Linked DNA regions of Mus musculus: region 1 is linked to region 2. Evidence: chromatin loops called from intact Hi-C (ENCODE). Cell type or tissue: left cerebral cortex. All regions are shown on one strand. Links, peaks and the distances in the headings refer to the core of each region. The heading gives the core; the rest is flanking DNA. Region 1 overlaps Catspere2 (cation channel sperm associated auxiliary subunit epsilon 2). Region 2 overlaps Catspere1 (cation channel sperm associated auxiliary subunit epsilon 1).

What was found. Hi-C counts contacts between places; a loop is a spot of excess contacts. Peaks named below come from ENCODE experiments on the same cell type or tissue, not always from the same donor. Only the 100,000 strongest peaks of a DNase experiment are listed, where the experiment ranks them.
Region 1: a loop joins it to region 2, with 5 times the contacts of the local background. A loop is called at or near these places in 7 of 42 quality-filtered maps.

The regions. Positions count from the first base shown.
Region 1 is chr1:178,010,324-178,019,450 of GRCm38, reverse strand. It overlaps Catspere2 (cation channel sperm associated auxiliary subunit epsilon 2), which reads right to left. Exons shown (of 23, transcript NM_001368822.1): 3 at 4,250-4,323; 4 at 3,467-3,536; 5 at 1,710-1,774. Among named protein-coding and RNA genes, the nearest start is that of Gm25312, 13 kb to the left of the region's middle. In left cerebral cortex, for the core only: no CTCF peak of the experiment used is centred there; a DNase peak (open chromatin) is centred at 3,896.
Region 2 is chr1:177,817,163-177,826,289 of GRCm38, reverse strand. Catspere1 (cation channel sperm associated auxiliary subunit epsilon 1) reads right to left here. Exons shown (of 22, transcript NM_001368823.1): 2 at 6,543-6,591; 3 at 898-971; 4 at 80-149. Among named protein-coding and RNA genes, the nearest start is that of Catspere1, 13 kb to the right of the region's middle. In left cerebral cortex, for the core only: no CTCF peak of the experiment used is centred there; no DNase peak of the experiment used is centred there.

The DNA.
Region 1 (9,127 bases), core at 442-8,441, 190 kb before region 2:
TACCCCTCCTGGGCATATACCCAGAAGATGTTCCAACTGGTAATAAAGACACATACTCCACTATGTTCATAGCAGCCCTATTTATAATAGCCAGAAGCTGGAAAGAACCCAGATGGCCCTCAACAGAGGAATGGATACAGAAAATGTGGTACATTTACATGATGGAATACTACTCAGCTATTAAAAACAATGAGTTTGTGAAATTCTTGGGCAAATGGATGTATCTGGAGAATATCATCCTGAGTGAGGTAACCCAATCACAAAAGAAGTCACTTGATATGCACTCATTGATAAGTGGATATTAGCCCAGAAACTTAGAATACCCAAGATACAACTTCCAAAACACAAGAAAATCAAGAAGGAAGACCAACATGTGGATACTTCATTCCTCCCTAGAATAGGGAATAAAATATCCATGGAAGAAGTTGTAGAAGTTTGAGCTAAGACAAAGGGATGGACCATCCAGAGACTGCCCCACCCAGGGGTCCATCCCATAATCAGCCACCAAATGCAGACACTATTGCATACACCAGCAAGATTTTGCTGATATAGCTGTCTCCTGTGAGGCTTTGCCAGTGCCTGAAAAATTCAGAAGTGGATGCTCGCAGCCATCTATAGAATGGAACACAGGTCCCCCAATATAGGAGCTAGAGAAAGTACCTAAGAGCTCAAGGGGTCTGCAACCCTATAGGTGGAACAACAATATGAACTAACCAGTACTCCCAGAGCTCGTGTCTATAGCTGCATATGTAGCAGAAGATGGCCTAGTCGGCCATCACTGGGAAGAGAGGCCCCGTGGTCTAGCAAACTTTATATGCCCCAGGACAGGGAAACTCCAGGGCCAAGAAGTAGGAGTGAGTGTGTAGGGGAGCTGTGCAGGGAGAGGGTATAGGGAACTTTTGGAATAGCATTTGAAATGTAAATGAAGAAAATATCTAATAAAAAATGTGGGAAAAAAATAGATGATAGCCATGGTCTGAAAGGTCAAGTCTAGTGTTGTCTTCCAGCACCTTTGCAGTTTGGATCTCATATTCAACCCACCCAATCATACCATCCTTATCTATTAAATAAGAATAATGGTTCTTACATGCCTATCATCATTATGAAGACTGAGAGAAAGAATATGTGTATAAAGCTGAAGCTGGACATCACTGGACACTTCATGGTCACATCCCTCTAGAAGGAGATGCAAAAGGATAATCACAGGATGGAGACCATCCTGGTCTATAAGCTAAGTTCAGGCTAGCCTGAGGTTTACAGGGAGATCCTGTATAAAAACAGACTGAGGGGGCTGGAGAGATGGCTCAGTGGTTAAGAGCACTGGCTGCTCTCTCAAACAACCCGAGCTCAATTCCAGCACCCACACGGCAGCTCATACCTGTCAGATACTCCAGTTCCAGGAGTGCTCCCTCACACAGACATATATGCAAGCAAAGTACCAAGGAACATAAAACTAAAAATAGAAAAAGAAAAACGAGAAAAAAACAGACAGATATGAACCTTCAGTGAGTCCTCAAATTGTAGTTGATATTTTTAAAACTTCTAACTCAACACAACTTTGACAATACATTCGAGAATATCTTGGTTGGTGAATAGATGTATGTACGCAAACCATGATGTAGATCATGCAGCTTTGTGATTGATTTTCTTTTAAGCAAGAGCTAAATACTCTGAAAACCTTAATTATATTTATATTATGTTCCACTTACACAACTGTGAAATACCACAAGTAGCAAATATAAGAATTATCCACAGTCAGATGCCGTTCCACTTCCTGGATGGAAGAGAAAATACAAATGAAAAATTATGTAATATTTGAAATAGATTCAGATATCGGCATGAGCCTAAATGTCACAGAGGGCTGTTTCTTACCTAAGAATAAAGCGAACTAGATTTCAGACTAGAATTAATACCACACCTACAGAAGGTTCTTGAGGTTTTTGTCTTTTACTGTTTACTGTAATGCTAAGTGCTGGCCTCCAAAATATGGTGTCTGCAAGTAGCCTCTGGGACCCTGCCCCCAAGTTAATCCTGATTGGTGAATAAATATACTGGCAGCCAGTAGCTGGGCACAAGAGAGATAGGTGGGATCTAGATTCCTGGGCTTGAGAACCATGAGGGAGAGGGAGGGAGAAGGAGAGGGAGAGGGAGAGGGAGAGGGGGGAGGGGCAGGGGGAGAGGGGGGAGGGGCAGGGGGAGAGGGAGAGGGGGGAGGGGCAGGGGGAGAGGGAGAGGTGACACACAGAAATAATGAGCAACAGCTTGGGGTTATCAACAGGCGAATACATTCTAACAGCATGAAGGGTAGGCAGTTGCCCAGCTAGTGTGCTTCCTAAGGCATGTTAAAAAACAGAAATATCAAGAATGTGTGTATACTTTCATCTGGGAACAGAAATGTTCAAATGCGAGAAGATACCCCACGTCAGGATTTATTAACAGATTTTTACTGCAGCAGTTGTTTAACTCCTCAGCTCCTCTGTATGTACTAAACTAAGTGGCAAGTCAGGCAACTTGCCCTCCTCACTGCCTCTATCATGTCTTTCTCTCTTTTTCACACTCAACTCTTATCACTCATCTGGCTCAGCAGTTCTCAAGGGCCCAGGGGACGGAGAATGTTGACAATGTGTGGAGATGCTTTAGGTAGTCACAAGTCTCTGTCTGTTTCACACACCAGCAGACTCATTGTCACTTTCTTTTCTTTTTCTTTGGTTTTTCAAGACAGGGTTTCTCTGTATAGCCCCGGCTGTCCTGGAACTCACTTTGTAGGCTGGCCTCGAACTCAGAAATCCACCTGCCTCTGCCTCCCGAGTACTGGGATTAAAGGCGTGCACCACCATGCCCAGCAAAAATCATCTGCGTTCATGTGTTTTCTTGAATTAAAGGAAAATAAGTGGAGGAAAGTCTAAGTATGGAGTTTGCCTTTGGTTTCCCATTGCCATCACCATGTGTAACTGAGACTTACTCATCCAAGTGTACCATTAACAGACTCTAGCAGACTAGAGAATGAAGAAGCTAAGTAGTAAGGATTTGGGTGCTAGCTAAATGATGCAACATTTCCAAGCATGTGCATGGCCTGGTATCTAACCCTCAGCAAAACGAATGAGTGAGTGAAGGAGGAAGGGAGGGAGAGAGGGAGGGAGGGAGGGAGGGAGGGAGGGAGGGAGGGAGGGAGGGAAGCAAACAATTAAAAATGGAAACTGAAGTAAAAATCAGATATCATTTCACAATTTATATTGATATGAAAAATAGTGACAGACAGGCAGAAACTTTCAAATAGGTCTTCTTTTTATTTCCGACTAAAATTGTTTAAAGCAATTTATGACAGGAGAGCTGAAGGAGAATGCTACTGTGGTCTCTTTTCTCTTTTTCCTTTCAATATGTAAGCCTTTTGTTATCCCAAAAGAGCCCAAACTGTACTTGTGATGGCTTTTCAAGATTCAATGAAATATCACTGAAATCAACTTACTTGGTTTCTGGCAATTGGCTCTATCGTGTGAATTCCAGCCCTTTTGCAGTGTAGTGTTGTCTTGGGTGATCTAGTGTTCAGAAATGGCAAAGAAGAGGAAGAAGTTACAAATGTATATGAGGGTGATTAAAAATCCACCCACAACTTTTAAGCTTAGGCAATTCAACTGAGTGCTAGAAAGAGAAAACAAGAAAAAAAAAAACCCTCTAATATAGCAACTGTCTAAGATGCTGTTCCATTGATGTGAAGAGATGCCCGGACCAAAGACAATTCAGTATAAAAGAAAGCTTTTAGTTGGGGTATGCTCATAGTTTCAAAGGCTTAGTCTACTATCACGGTGAGCAACAGACAGGCACTGAATCAGTAGCTGAGAGCTGTGTATTCTGATCCATGAACAGCAGGCCAGGAGAGACACTTCTGCCAGGCATGAGCTTTTGAAACTTGAAGGCCCACCCCAAGTGACACACCTCCTTCAGTAAGGACACACCTATTCCAACAAGGAATATCTTGAATACCTCCTAATCCTTCCAACCAGTCAGCTGGGGACTCAACAGGCAAATGTAGAGCCTATTGGAGAGCAGTGTGGGGGTGGGGACTATTTTTATTCAAACCTCCCTAGGGCTTTTTCCTTCTGCTTTCCTTAAGCTAGCCTTTCTTTGCACATAGGTTTAGTGGAAGGAAATTTACTGAAGTCAGAACATTATGTGAATGAATGTCATTTTTGTAATGTAGGAACAAATGGACGTATATATAAGACAAAACAACAGCAACAAACATACTTACGTATTGTTTTCAACTTTACAGCTTTCTGGTATTTTCCATGACACAAATGAGTTTCCTTCATACTCTAATTTAATCTAAGAAATGAGACAGAAGTTCATGTTAATAAAAACAACAAAACACTGTTCATCTCCGTGTTAGGTTGTGGATTCAACTTTCTGGTTTCTATTGTTTTAAAAAAAACAACTAAACTTCAGTTCCTTTGATATCATGCATAGTTGACTGCTTCCCTCGAATCTGTTAGCCACAGAGAGTAGAGAGTCTGCAGGTAACACACTGAGGAACTGTGCACCCAGTTAATTCTGACTGATAAGTAAACAAGTCAGCAGGCAGTAACCGGGGAGAAGGGACACAGGCAGGGTTTTGGTCCTCTGCTAGGGCCATGAGGAAGAGGAAGGAGATGCAGAAAGCAGCCACCATGGAAGAAGACGAATAAGCAAGAGGGAGGAGAGCTGTGCCATAAAAACATGTCCATGTGGGCTGGCCAACTGCAGTTAAGAGCAGCCAAGATGGAACACGGAAATTTTAAAGTATTAACTCCACATTATGAGTAGTAAAGTAGATTATAACAACGTGGAGGGTGGATAGTTGCTGCTGCCTAAGGCATATTTAAAAATAAAAGGCTGTGTGTGTCTTTCATCCAGGAACATAAAAGGTCAAAGGCAGGAAGAAACCCTGTTTTAGATGGAGTTTCTATTCCTGCACAAACATTATGACCAAGAAACAGGTTGGGGAGGAAAGGGTTTATTCAGCTTACACTTTCCACATTGCTGTTCATCACCAAAGGAAGTCAGGACTGGAAATCAAGCAGGACAGGAAGCAGGAGCTGATGCAAAGGCCATGGAGGGATGTTCTTTACTGGCTTGCTTCCCCTGGCTTGCTCAGCCTGCTCTCTTATAGAACACAAGACTACCAGCCCAGAGATGACACCACTCACAGTGGTCCCTCCCCCCATGATTACTAACTGAGAAAATGTCTTACAGCTGGATCTCATGGAGGCATTTGCTCAAGGATGGCTCCTTTCTCTGTGCTAACTCCAGCTTGTGTCAAGTTGACATAAAACCAGTCGGTTCAAACCCCGTGTTGTGATTTTTAAAATATTATTATTCCTACAATTCAGTGAAGAAGAATATCAAAGGAGAATTCGTGACACATCGGCAGTCAGTACATCTGAGGTTGGAGAGATGGCTCCTCCTCGGGTGGGGTCAGTGTTGATTCCCAGAACACACATCAGGCTCATAAGGACCTGGAACTTCATTCAGTCCTGGAATCTTCCTTCCTCTTCTACCCTCCAGGAATACCAGCACACATCACAAACACTATCATGACTTTTGGGTTACCCTTTTCTACCTTTATGGGTTACCTATTTCTAAAGCTACACACACACACACACACACACACACACACACACTGTGGGGGTGAGAGGGAGACAGAGACAAAGAAAGAGGGGGATGGGGAAGAGGGAGAGAACAGAAATAGTAGTGCAACTCAGTGTGTCTGGGTCAAATATAGAACACCCAGACAAAAAGAATAAGCTATAGAAAGAGACTCCTGACATTAACCAATATAAAATATATACATTTTACTCTCACATTAACAAAATTGACCACACTTATAAAAAAGGCTTAACCAACCTCAATGAAGTATTGCTAATACATACTTGTCTTTGTTAGAATTTCTACTGATGTGATGAAACACCATGACCAAAAGAAAGTTGAGGAGGAAAGGGATTATTCAGCTCACACTTCCATATTGCTATTCATCACCAAAGGAAGTCAGGGCAGGAAGACAAACACAGAGGGAATCTGGAGGCAGGAACTGATGCAGAGGCCATGGAGGGGTGCTGCTTATTAGACTGCTTTACATGGTGTGCTCAAAGTGCCTTCTTATGGAACCAAGAACCACCATTCCAGGGATGGCACCCCCCACCATGGGCTTGGACCACCTCCATTGATCACCAAGTGAGAAAATGCTTTACAGCTGCATCTCCTGGAGGCATTTCCTCAACCGAGGCTCCCTCCTACCTGATTACTATAGCTTATGTCAAATTGATACAAAACTAGCAAGTATACTACTATTCTTTTCAATATTAGCAAAACAAAATGAAAAGTCCTCATAAACTTACATAGAAAAAACTCTAGAGAGTCTGTAATCTTAAAGCAAAAGTAAATCAGACAAAGTGGATTTCTGAATGATTCTTGGAAGAAAACAATCAATGTTAAGTCTAATAATACTTGAAAAAAATCAGTGGTAGCATTTTATGTTAAAATTTTACCATATGTCACATAAGTAATGGCTAAAAGGATATTAATAACATCAGATGTGTATAAAAGAAATATATTTGAAAACAAACCCAGTTGTCATTATAAGAATAAGAGAACATCTCCCTGAAGAAGGGAGACCTTTTTGAAAAGACAAAGAGGAGTTTGTAGAAAGAAAATAACATTTAGTTGTAGGAAAAAATATAATGTTTATAAACCTCTGTTGTCCGGGCGAATCTTGGTCATGAGCTTCATCATATCTAGAATCAAATATAACCTAAGGAGCTGGGCAGACAGGATGGGGTTTTCTTGATTGGATCAAGAAATGAATAAGAAAGCTATTACTTTTTACCTGTTAACTCTGATTCTTGGTGTTAAGTGAATCTATCCTGTTGCTAAGACATTCCTTTCCTGGTGTTAGACCTACTTCTTCAGGATTCCAATGTAGAGGGAAAACTTGAATGTCTCTAGGAATTCCCCAGGTCTCCAACACCAGAGTGTACTGCTGAGATACTAAGTGTCTTGTACTGAACAACTACTGTATTCTCGGTCTTTCCACCAGGAGCCAGCCAATGTTGGACTACCCAGACCACAGGCTGTAAGCCAGTCTGATAAATCTAATAAACTCTGAGTACATGTACTCCTATTGTGGTTTGAAAGTGAACTACACCCTCATTTGGCTCATGTGCTTGAACACTTGGATCTCAATGGTGGTGCCAACTGGAATGTCTATGGAGGACTGCAGTCAAGAAGTATTCCCCTAGTTCTGAGAAGGGATTGATTAGCTTCCATCCCCAAATGGGACACTTCAACCCTCCAGGGATCGAGGATATTGAGGCCGAAGCTGAGGCCATGGTAACAGTGTGAGAGCCAGAGCTGGAACTGAAGCTGGAGGGGAGACCCAGGACAGCACAGTTTCTACAATGTAATTGTGGTGGGGATTATGGGAAAAACATGTGATAAACCTGCACAAAGCTGGACATACAAACAAGTGCATGAGGAAACAAATCCACATGCTCTTGCAGCAGGATATTGATCACACTGCAGACCCTGAGATTGTGTACTGGAAAAATCTGGCTCTATTTGTGGTGTGGCTTATTCCTAGTGCACACCTTTAACCTAAGTGCTTTCTCTTTACTGTAAGAGGGAGTAAATAAAGTCAACCACAGGTCAAGAGACTGAGCAAGCAGCCAGTTGACAGAGAATGAACATAGGAAAACACCATAGAGAGTAAGAGGAAGATAGGAGAACAGATAGGCTCACAGGAAGTACAAAGGGAGGACATTGAGTTTGAAGGGTTTCTGAGACAATGTGGAGGAGAGCTGGCTCTTTCTTTCTGGAATGTCGGTTGAGGAAGGTCAGCTGGGTGCTTGTTCTGCATCTCTGAGATTTTTCATTATAGCATCTGGAACCTGGGTCTTCAGGGTTCATTTGGTAACATCAAATGATTGGGATTTTGCTTAAAAACAACATTCAATATTGTGCCAATTGTATAAGATGTTACTACTGAAAGAAGCTAAATGAAGGATGCCATGTTTCTATGCAGGTTCTCTTAGGCTTACAATTATTTGTAAAGAAAAACAAACAAACCTAGTAACTGTGGGAGAGAGACACAGAGACAGAGAGAGAGAGAGACAGAGACAGAGACAGAGAACGCTAGTTGATTGGCAAAGTGCTTACTGTGCAAACATGAAGACCTAAATTCAATCCCCAAGACTCATATAACAAGCTGGGTAGGGAATAACCTGTGTAATCGCAGCACTGTGGCAACAGAGACCAAAGAATCCCTGGTCCTTGCTGCCTAGCTATCTAGCCAATCAGAGAACTCAAGTTTCAGTGAGGAACTCTGTCTCAAAGGAATGAAAGTGGGCTGGAGAGACACTTCAGGGTTCGAACACTTGCTGCTCTTGCAGAGGAATCACCCCTATCTTCAGTTCTACGGCATCCAACATCCTCTTCTCACTTCTAGAAGCAAACATGTATCCATGCAGAAAACATTCGCACAAACAAACTGTTTAAAAAAAAAAATAAGGGGGTTCCGGGACTCAGCAGAACTTAGGAAATTAGTCTGAACAGGTTAGAGGGTGCGCCAGAGAACCGGACAGCTTCTGGGACGGGCAGAAGCACAGAGCCGCTGAGGCAGCACCCTTGGCGGGCCGCAGACAGCCGGCCACCATCCGGACCAGAGGACAGGTGTCCGCCTGGCTTGGGAGGCAGCCTCAGCCTCAGCAGCAGCGGTCGCCATCTGGGTTCCGGGACTCCGCGGGACCTAGGAAATTAGTCTGAACAGGTTAGAGGGTGCGCCAGAGAACCAGACAGCTTCTGGGACGGGCAGAAGCACAGAGCCGCTGAGGCAGCACCCTTGGCGGGCCGCAGACAGCCGGCCACCGTCCGGACCAGAGGACAGGTGTCCGCCTGGCTCGGGAGGCGGCCTCAGCCTCAGGAGCAGCGGTCACCATCTTGGTTCCAGGACTCCCTGGAACTTAGGATTTTAGTCTGCACAGGTGAGAGTCCGCACCACAGAAGCTGACAGCTTCTGGGAACTGCCAAAGCAACACAGCTTCTGAGAGAGGCCCTGTTTTGGGCCTTCTTCTTCGACCAGGAGGAGGTCCAAAAACAA
Region 2 (9,127 bases), core at 661-8,660:
TTTGTTCTCCCAAAAGAGCCCAAATTATACTTGTGATGGCTTTTCAAGATTCAATGAAATGTCACTGAAATCAACTTACTTGGTTTCCAGCAATTGGCTTTATTGTGTGAATTCCAGCCCTTTTGCAGTGTAGTGTTGTCTTGGGTGATCTAGTGTTCAGAAATGGCAAAGAAGAGGAAGAAGTTACAAATGTATATGAGGGTGATTAAAATTCCACCCACAACTTTTAAGCTTAAGCAATTCAACTGGGTGCTAAAAAAAGAAAACAAGAAAAAAAAACAAACAAACAAAAAAACAAAAACAAAAAACCCTCTAATATAGCAACTGTCTAAGATGCTGTTCCGTTGATGGGAAGAGACGCCACGACCAAGACAACTCAGTATAAAAGAAAGCTTTTAGTTGGGGTATGCTCATAGTTTCAAAGGTTTAGTCTACTATCATGGTGAGCAACAGACAGGCACTGAATCAGTAGCTGAGAGCTGTGTATTCTGATCCATGAACAGCAGGCCAGGAGAGACACTTCTGCCAGGCATGAGTTTTGAAACTTGAAGGCCCACCCCAAGTGACACACCTCCTTCAGTAAGGACACACCTATTCCAACAAGGAATATCTTGAATACCTACTAATCCTTCCAACCAGTCAGCTGGGGACTCAACAGGCAAATGTAGAGCCTATTGGAGAGCAAGCAGGGTGGGGGTGGGGACTATTTTTATTCAAACCCCCCTGGGGCTTTTTCCTTCTGCTTTCCTTGAGCTAGCCTTTCTTTGCACATAGGTTTAGTGGAAGGAAATTTACTGAAGTCAGAACATCTACATTATGTGAATGAATGCCATTTTTATAATGTAGGAACAAATGGATGTATATATAAGACAAAACAACAGCAACAAACTTACTTACGTAGTGTTTTCAACTTTACAGCTTTCTGGTATTTTCCATGATACAAATGAGTTTCCTTCATACTCTAATTTAATCTAAGAAATGAGATGAAAGTTCATGTTAATAAAAACAACAAAACACTGTTCATCTCCATGTTAGGCTGTGGATTCAACTTTCTGGTTTCTATTGCCTTAAAAAAAAAACAACTAAACTTCAGTTCCTTGGATATCATGCATAGTTGACTGCTTCCCTCGAATCTGTTTGCCACAGAGAGGAGAGAGTCTGCAGGTCACACACTGAGGAAGTGTGCACCCAGGTAATTCTGATTAAACATGTCAGCAGGCAATAGTTGGGGAGAAGGGACACAGGCAGGGTTTTGGTCCTCTGCTTGGGGCCATGAGGAAGAGGAAGGAGAAGCAGAAAGCAGCCACCATGGAAGAAGATGAATAAGCAGGAGGGAGGAGAGCTGTGCCATAAAAACATGTCCATGTGGGTTGGCCAACTGCAGTTAAGAGCAGCCGAGATGGAACATAGAAATTTTTAAGTATTAACTCCACATTATGGGTAGTAAAGTAGATAATAACAACATGGAGGGTGGATAGTTGCTGCTGCCTAAGGCATATTTAAAAATAAAAGGCTGTGTGTGTCTTTCATCCAGGAACATAAAAGGTCAAAGGCAGGAAGAAACCCTGTTTTAGTCAGGATTTCTATTCCTGCACAAACATTATGACCAAGAAACAGGTTGGGGAGGAAAGGGTTTATTCAGCTTACACATTCCACATTGCTGTTCGTCACCAAAGGAAGTCAGGACTGGAACTGAAGTAGGCCAAGAAACAGGAGCTGATGTAAAGGCCATGGAGGGATGTTCTTTACTGGCTTGCTTCCCCTGGCTTGCTCAGCCTGCTCTCTTTTAGAACCCAAGACTACAAGCCCAGGGATGACACCACTCACAGTGGTCCCTCCCCCGATGATTACTAACTGAGAAAATGTCTTACAGTTGGATCTCATGGAGGCATTTGCTCAAGGATGGCTCCTTTCTCTGTGATAACTCCAGCTTGTGTCAATTGACACAAAACCAGTCGGTTCAAACCCCATGTTTTTTAAAACATTATTATTCCTACAATTCAGTAAAGAAGAACATCAAAGGAGAACTTGTTACACACCGGCAGTCTGTACATCTGAGGTTGGAGAGATGGCTCCTCCTGGGGTAGAGGCAGTGTTGATTCCCAGCACACACATCAGGCTCATAAGGACCTGGAACTTCATTCAGTTCCTGGAATCTTCCTTCCTCTTCTACCCTCCAGGAATACCAGCACACACTACAAACACTATCATGACTTATGGGTTACCCTTTTCTACCTTTATGGGTTACCTATTTCTAAAGCTACAGACACACACACTGAGGTGGTGAAAGGGAGAGAGAAATACAAAGAGAGATGGGGGTAGGGAAGAGGAAGAGAACGGGAATAGTAGTGCAACCCAGTGTGTCTGGGTCAAATATAGAACACCCAGACAAAAAGAATAAGCTATAGAAAAAGACTCCTAAAATTAACCAATATAAAATATATACATTTTACTCTCACATTTAGCAAAATTGACCACACTTATAAAAAAGTCTTAACAAAAATCAATGAAGTATTGCTAATACATACTTGTCTTTGTTAGGATTTCTACTGGTGTGATGAAACACCATGACCAAAAGGAAGTTGAGAAGGAAAGGGATTATTTAGCTCACACTTCCATATTGCTATTCATCACCAAAGGAAGTCAGGGCAGGAAGACAAACACAGAGGGAATCTGGAGGCAGGAACTGATGCAGAGGCCATGGAGGGGTGCTGCTTACTAGACTGCTTTACATGGCGTGCTCAGAGTGCCTTCTTATGGAACCAAGAACCACCATTCCAGGGATGGCACCCCCCACCATGGGCTTGGACCACCTCCATTGATCACCAAGTGAGAAAATGCTTTACAGCTGCATCTCCTGGAGGCATTTCCTCAACTGAGGCACCCTCCTACCTGATTACTATAGCTTATGTCAAGTTGATACAAAACTATCGAGTATACTACTATTCTTTTCAATATTAACAAAACAAAATGAAAGGTCCTCATAAACTTACATAGAAAAAACCTCTAGAGAATCTGTAATCTTAAAGCAAAAATAAATCAGAAAAGTGGATTTCTGAATGATTCTTAAAAGAAAACAATCAATGTAATTCTAATAATACTTGAAAAAATCAGTGATAGCATTTTATGTTATCAAATTTTACCATATATCACATAAGTAATGGCTAAAAGGATATTTATAACATTAGATGTTTGTAAAAGAAATATATTTGAAAACAAACCCAGTTGTCATTATAAGAATAAGAGAACATTCCCCCAGAAGAAGGGAGATTATTTTTGAAAAGACAAAGAGGAGTTTGTAGAAAGAAAATAGCATTTAGTTGTAGGAAAAAAATATAATGCTTATAAACCTCTGTTGTCCTGGCAAATCTTGGTCATGAACTTCATCATATCTAGAATCAAATATAACCTAAGGAGCTGGGTAGACAGGATGGGGTTTTCTTGATTGGATCAAGAAATGAATAAGAAAGCTATTACTTTTTACCTGTTAACTCTGATTCTTGGTGTTAAGTGAATCTATCCTGTTGCTAAGACATTCCTTTCCTGGTGTTAGACCGACTTCTTCAGGATTCCAATGTAGAGGGAAAACTTGAATGTCTCTAGGAATTCCCCAGGTCTCCAACACCAGAGTGTACTGCTGAGATACTGAGTGTCTTGTACTGAACAACTACTGTATTCTCGGTCTTTCCACCAGGAGCCAGCCAATGTTGGACTACCCAGACCACAGGCTGTAAGCCAGTCTGATAAATCTAATAAACTCTGAGTACATGTACTCCTATTGTGGTTTGAAAGCGAACTACACCCTCATTTGGCTCATGTGCTTGAACACTTGGATCTCAATGGTGGTGCCAACTGGAACGTCTATGGAAGACTGCAGTCAAGAAGTATTCCCCTAGTTCTGAGAAGGGATTGATTAGCTTCCATCCACAAATGGGACACTTCAACCCTCCAGGGATCGAGGACATTGAGGCCGAGGCCATGGTAACAGTGTGAGAGCCAGAGCTGGAACTGAAGCTGGAGGGGAGTCCCAGGACAGCACACTTTCTACAATGTAATTGTGGTGGGGATTATGGGAAAAACATGTGATAAACCTACACCGAGCTGGACATACAAACAAGTGCATGAAAAAACAAATCCACATGCTCTTGCAGCAGGATATTGATCACACTGCAGACCCTGAGATTGTGTACTGGAAAAATCTGGCTCTAGTTGTGGTGTGGCTCAGTCCTAGCACATGCCTTTAACCTAAGTGCTTTCTTTTTATTGTAAGAGGGAGTAAATAAAGTCAACCACAGGTCAAGAGACTGAGCAAGCAGCCAGTTGACAGAGAATGAACATAGGAAAACACCATAGAGAGTAAGAGGAAGATAGGAGAACAGATAGAGAGGCGCACAGGAAGTAGAAAAGAAGGACATTGAGTTTGAAGGGTTTCTGAGACAGTGTGGAGGAGAACTGGCTCTCTCCTTCTGGAATGTCGGTTGAGGAAGGTCAGCTGGGTGCTTGTTCTGCCTCTCTGAGATTTTCATTATAGCATTTGGAACCTGGGTCTTCAGGGTTCATTTGGTAACATCAAATGATTGGGATTTTGCTTAAAAACAACATTCAATATTGTGCCAATTGTATAAGATGTTACTACTGAAAGAAGCTAAATGAAGGATGCCATGTTTCTATGCAGGTTCTCTTAGGCTTACAATTATTTGTAAAGAAAAACAAATAAATCTATTAACTGTGGGAGAGAGACACAGAGACAGAGAATGCTAGTTGATTGGCAAAGTGCTTACTGTGCAAACATGAAGACCTAAATTTAATCCCCAAGAGTCATATAACAAGCTGGGTAGGGAACCAATCTGTGTAATCTCAGCACTGTGGCAACAGAGACCAAAGAATCCCTGATCCTTGCTGCCTAGCTATGTAGCCAATATGAGAACTCAAGTTTCAGTAAGGGACTCTGTCTCAAAGGAATGAAAGTGGGCTGGAGAGACACTTCAGGGTTCGAACACTTGCTGCTCTTGCAGAGGAATCATCCCTAACTTCAGTTTTACGGCATCCAACATCCTCTTCTCACTTCTAGAGGCAAACATGTATCCATGTAGAAAACATTCGCACAAACAAATTGTTAAAAAAAAAAAAAAAAAGGTGTAGCATGATTGCAGAAGACAACCAATGTTGATCTAGTAATAGATTGGTTAAAAAACATAGAAAATCTAATAATACCTATTTTTGTCAAAGATCTACACTAGGTGAGAGTATAAGCTTAATTGTCATTTTGAGAAGTGTCTTATAGAGTCTCTGTAATCCATTAACTCTGCTCTTGGCTATATAAAGAAAAAACAAAACAAACAAAAACAACAAAACCTCCACAAACAAAAAGCCTGCAGAGATCCATGGAGAAGAGCATTCCTCACAGAGTTGTTCGTGGTTGTAAGAAGCTATATGTCCATCAGCAGGGGGCACCTAAATACACTTGAATTAATACATTATCACTCTAAGTAGACAGCATTAAGAGAAATCAACTATGGGGCTAGAGAGATGGCTCAGCCATTAAGAGCCTTAGATGCTCTTGCAGAAGACCCAGGTTGGATCCTCTGCATCCTTATGACAGCTCACAATTAACTGCCTGTGACTCCAGCTTTCAGTCCCAAAGCCTTCTTCTGGCTTCCAAGGCTACTGCACAGGTGGTACACATAGTTATATGCAGATAAATACTCATATACTCATAAAGTTTTTTAAAAAGAGAGAAATGAAGGAGATATGGTGTTAAACATTTTTAAAAGTAATACAGAGACTGAGGTTTATCCCTGAGAAGAATTTATATCTGTTGTAAACTTATAATTGTTGAATGACAGTTACTATTTTCTTCTCAATAATTAGGCAATATAAACACATAAAATAGTCCCTTCTTTTGTTGTTGTTGTTCTACATTGTAGGGAACATAGAAAGCCCCTACTGATTGTGCACTGCAGAAATGGGCACAGTCATGACAAAAACCAGGGTATTTGAAGCGCAGGCAATTAGCAGAGCTTGTCTCCATACGAGTAAGGCTCATAGCTGGCAAAATGGTCTTCCTCTGGTCTATGTGAGTGTTCACAGGTAATTAATCACTGTGTGAAAAGCATGGCAACTAACTGCAGCTTCCTCCTCTCTTGTTTACAGCCTGAGGCTGCTGACCTACAGAGATCTCCTAACCAGACTAGAAACCCTTCTCCTGTGTTGTGCATAATGAACACGTCAGGTGCGAGGTTGGTACATTAGTAGATGTGACTCCATTTGAGTGTACAACCCACCCAACCCCTAGCTTCACCAAATGTGTTTGTCCTTTCTTCATTCCCTCACCTTACTGTGAATCAGAATTCCAGATCCACTCCACATGGGTGACACTATGTACATACTTAAGGGCATGTATCAGAGGGGGTAACAATAGAAGGGTAATAATGAGAGGAAAAAGAAGATGCAGGGTTAAGTATCTAGTAAACAGAGATAAAAAGCCAAGTATGACTAACTCTTAGGAAATACTAATCTTTTTAAAGATACTTGATACTTACAGAACTCCTGGTACTAAAAATGGAATAGTCTTGGCTATTTATGTAGTACCTGTAGAAAAAAAAAAGGCAGGATGTGAATATTAACAGCAGTTTCTCCTTGACATATGAGAGACTCTACACATGGTTAGGACATGCCCAGGCTTCCAAGAGCTCTGCCCTCCATGGGAAGTAAACCTAGAGCTTAAAAAAAAAAAAAAAAAAAAAAAAGTCAGAGATTGCTAGCCATTAGTCTGGCTGGTCAGGGCTTGCTGAGTTCAGCAGACATTAAAATGGCATGAGAAGTAAGTCCCCTTCCTTATTCATTTTGGTATTTGAAACAGAATCTCACTACGTGGCCCTGACGAGTCTGGCAATCATGACGTAGTCCAGGTTAGCCTCAAATTCCTGGTAAACCAACTGCCTCACCCCCGAGTGCTTGAATTTCAGACACCCACTTGCCATACTCGTTACATAAATTTGGTAGAACAAATGCCACTGGTTATATTACGCTTGACTCTTTCTTTCATGTAATGAACTCAGCTAGAATTTAAAAAACCAAAGACTGGAGTTTCAGAAACCATTAGTTTTCATCTTAGCACATGAAAAATATAACTCTTAAGTCCTTGTTTATGATCATTTTTATATTATTCATTACCAAGGATAACTTAATTTCAACATAACTCACCCATCTCGAGAGGAATTGTGGACAAGAAATATGACATAAGCCACTGTGTACATGTAATTCATTAAACGTTGTCAAGAAATCACAAAGAAGGATAAAATTCACTTTCATAATATATTCAACCCCAAATGTAATTGCTGTAAAATAATGATCAGCAAGGTATTTTTACATTCTTTTAAATAACTCCTTGAAATCTGATGTATCCATCTCAATTTGAAATGTATTTTTAAAAGCTCACAAGTAACACCTGTCAGTAATAAATCTCATGGCCTATGGCTTAGGCATGAAATAGGGGGAACATCCAGGGGGTAGAAAGAATTCTGGGATAGAGCAAGGTGAGATGAGGCAGAGTGGAAGATTTGCTTGGGAAAATGTGATGAGCTGAACACATGGCACCTGAGCACAGGTAACCAGACACATGGTAGAATGTAAATCAGAATAAATGGGTTAATCTAAGTTATGATCTAGTCAGAGAAGAGCCTAGCTATATGGACAAGGTATCAGTAAATATATTTTGAGTCTGAGTCTTAATTCTGGGAGCATGGGCCTGGGAGGTAGAACCAGACCTAACTTCTATATAAAACATCTTAATATTTTTCTGCCTTCCCATCTGTTTGATGATCTATTTCACATCTACCCTGCATATAAATTGCCATTGGAATATGTCCACTCCTAAACTTTTAAGTCAGACATGATAAGAAACTGGAGGCAAAGGCTAATGCTTTAGAAGAAGTAGTTTTAGCAGTGGGACAGGATAGAGCAAATATTAAGGTTAGGTTAGCTACCAAATGTCATGCTTCATTTCAATATTTTTGTGTCACGCCATTACCTTATAATGCAACCATTGATTGGGAAAAGACTAAGGCTCATTTGCAGGGAGTGTGAAAAGATTCAAATATTTCACATTATATGGAGCAATTGAAGGCAGAAATTTCAGATATTAGCAGAAGTCATTTGGGTACTTGGAACAATGATGAATTAGCCAGCGATTTAAAAAATAATCTTAGTGCATTGAATCCCTTGGATTGGGTTCAATATATAATCTTGCTTGTTATTATTATTGGCATTAGTTTATTAGTAATTGTTGTTTCCACTTATCTTCAGCGTTCTTCTGAGATTCCCTAGCCACGAAGAGGTGGGATGTTCTGGAACTTTGTCTAAAAATAAAAAGGGAGGAAATGCCACACCCACTCCAGTGGAATCTCTGTGACAAGTCCAAAATCTTGGCCGCAGTGCGGAGGCAAAAAGTTTCACGGAAACTGGTCACCTGGAAGATCTTTGGCATTCCCTAACACAGATGTGTTTCAGATTTGTCTCTGAGAGTTTTGCGTGCTTACCTTCAGTATTGTTTTATTATAGGTTCCCCTAAGGAATGATCTGACAAATAACTAAGTTAAATTGAACATTGCTTGCTGGCATCCACCAGTATCCTAGTCAGTGTTGAGATGACCCTGGGCTTGGAATTTCTTAAGGATGTTACTCTTTCAGACGAAATGCCTCCAGAGTTGATAGTGAAAGAAATGAGGCATTGCAGTTTGCTGGGTAGGAGCTAGAAATCTCAAGGCTAGTTCAACATAGTAAACTTAGAATTCTCATTACAGACATGAATGGCAGCCTACATTACATAATAGTAGAAAGAAGGTGGGTTGTGGTTTAAGGAGGAACTAGAGTATTGTATTATTCATGAAAAGGTTGGCAGAATGGAACTTCCCTGGGCATGTTTTTCACTAGGTCCAGAGGAATAGCATAATTAGGTATTTCCTAAGGGAACCCTGTTGGTATGTTAAACAATACAATAGAATTGCACCTGGGTTTATTAGCCCTTTCACCTGTCTCCTGAGAATAGCTAGCTGACTTTAGATAAGGCTGATCTTATCTCAGTTGTAAACACTGCCTGGTTCCTTCTCGATTTTATGTATGCATT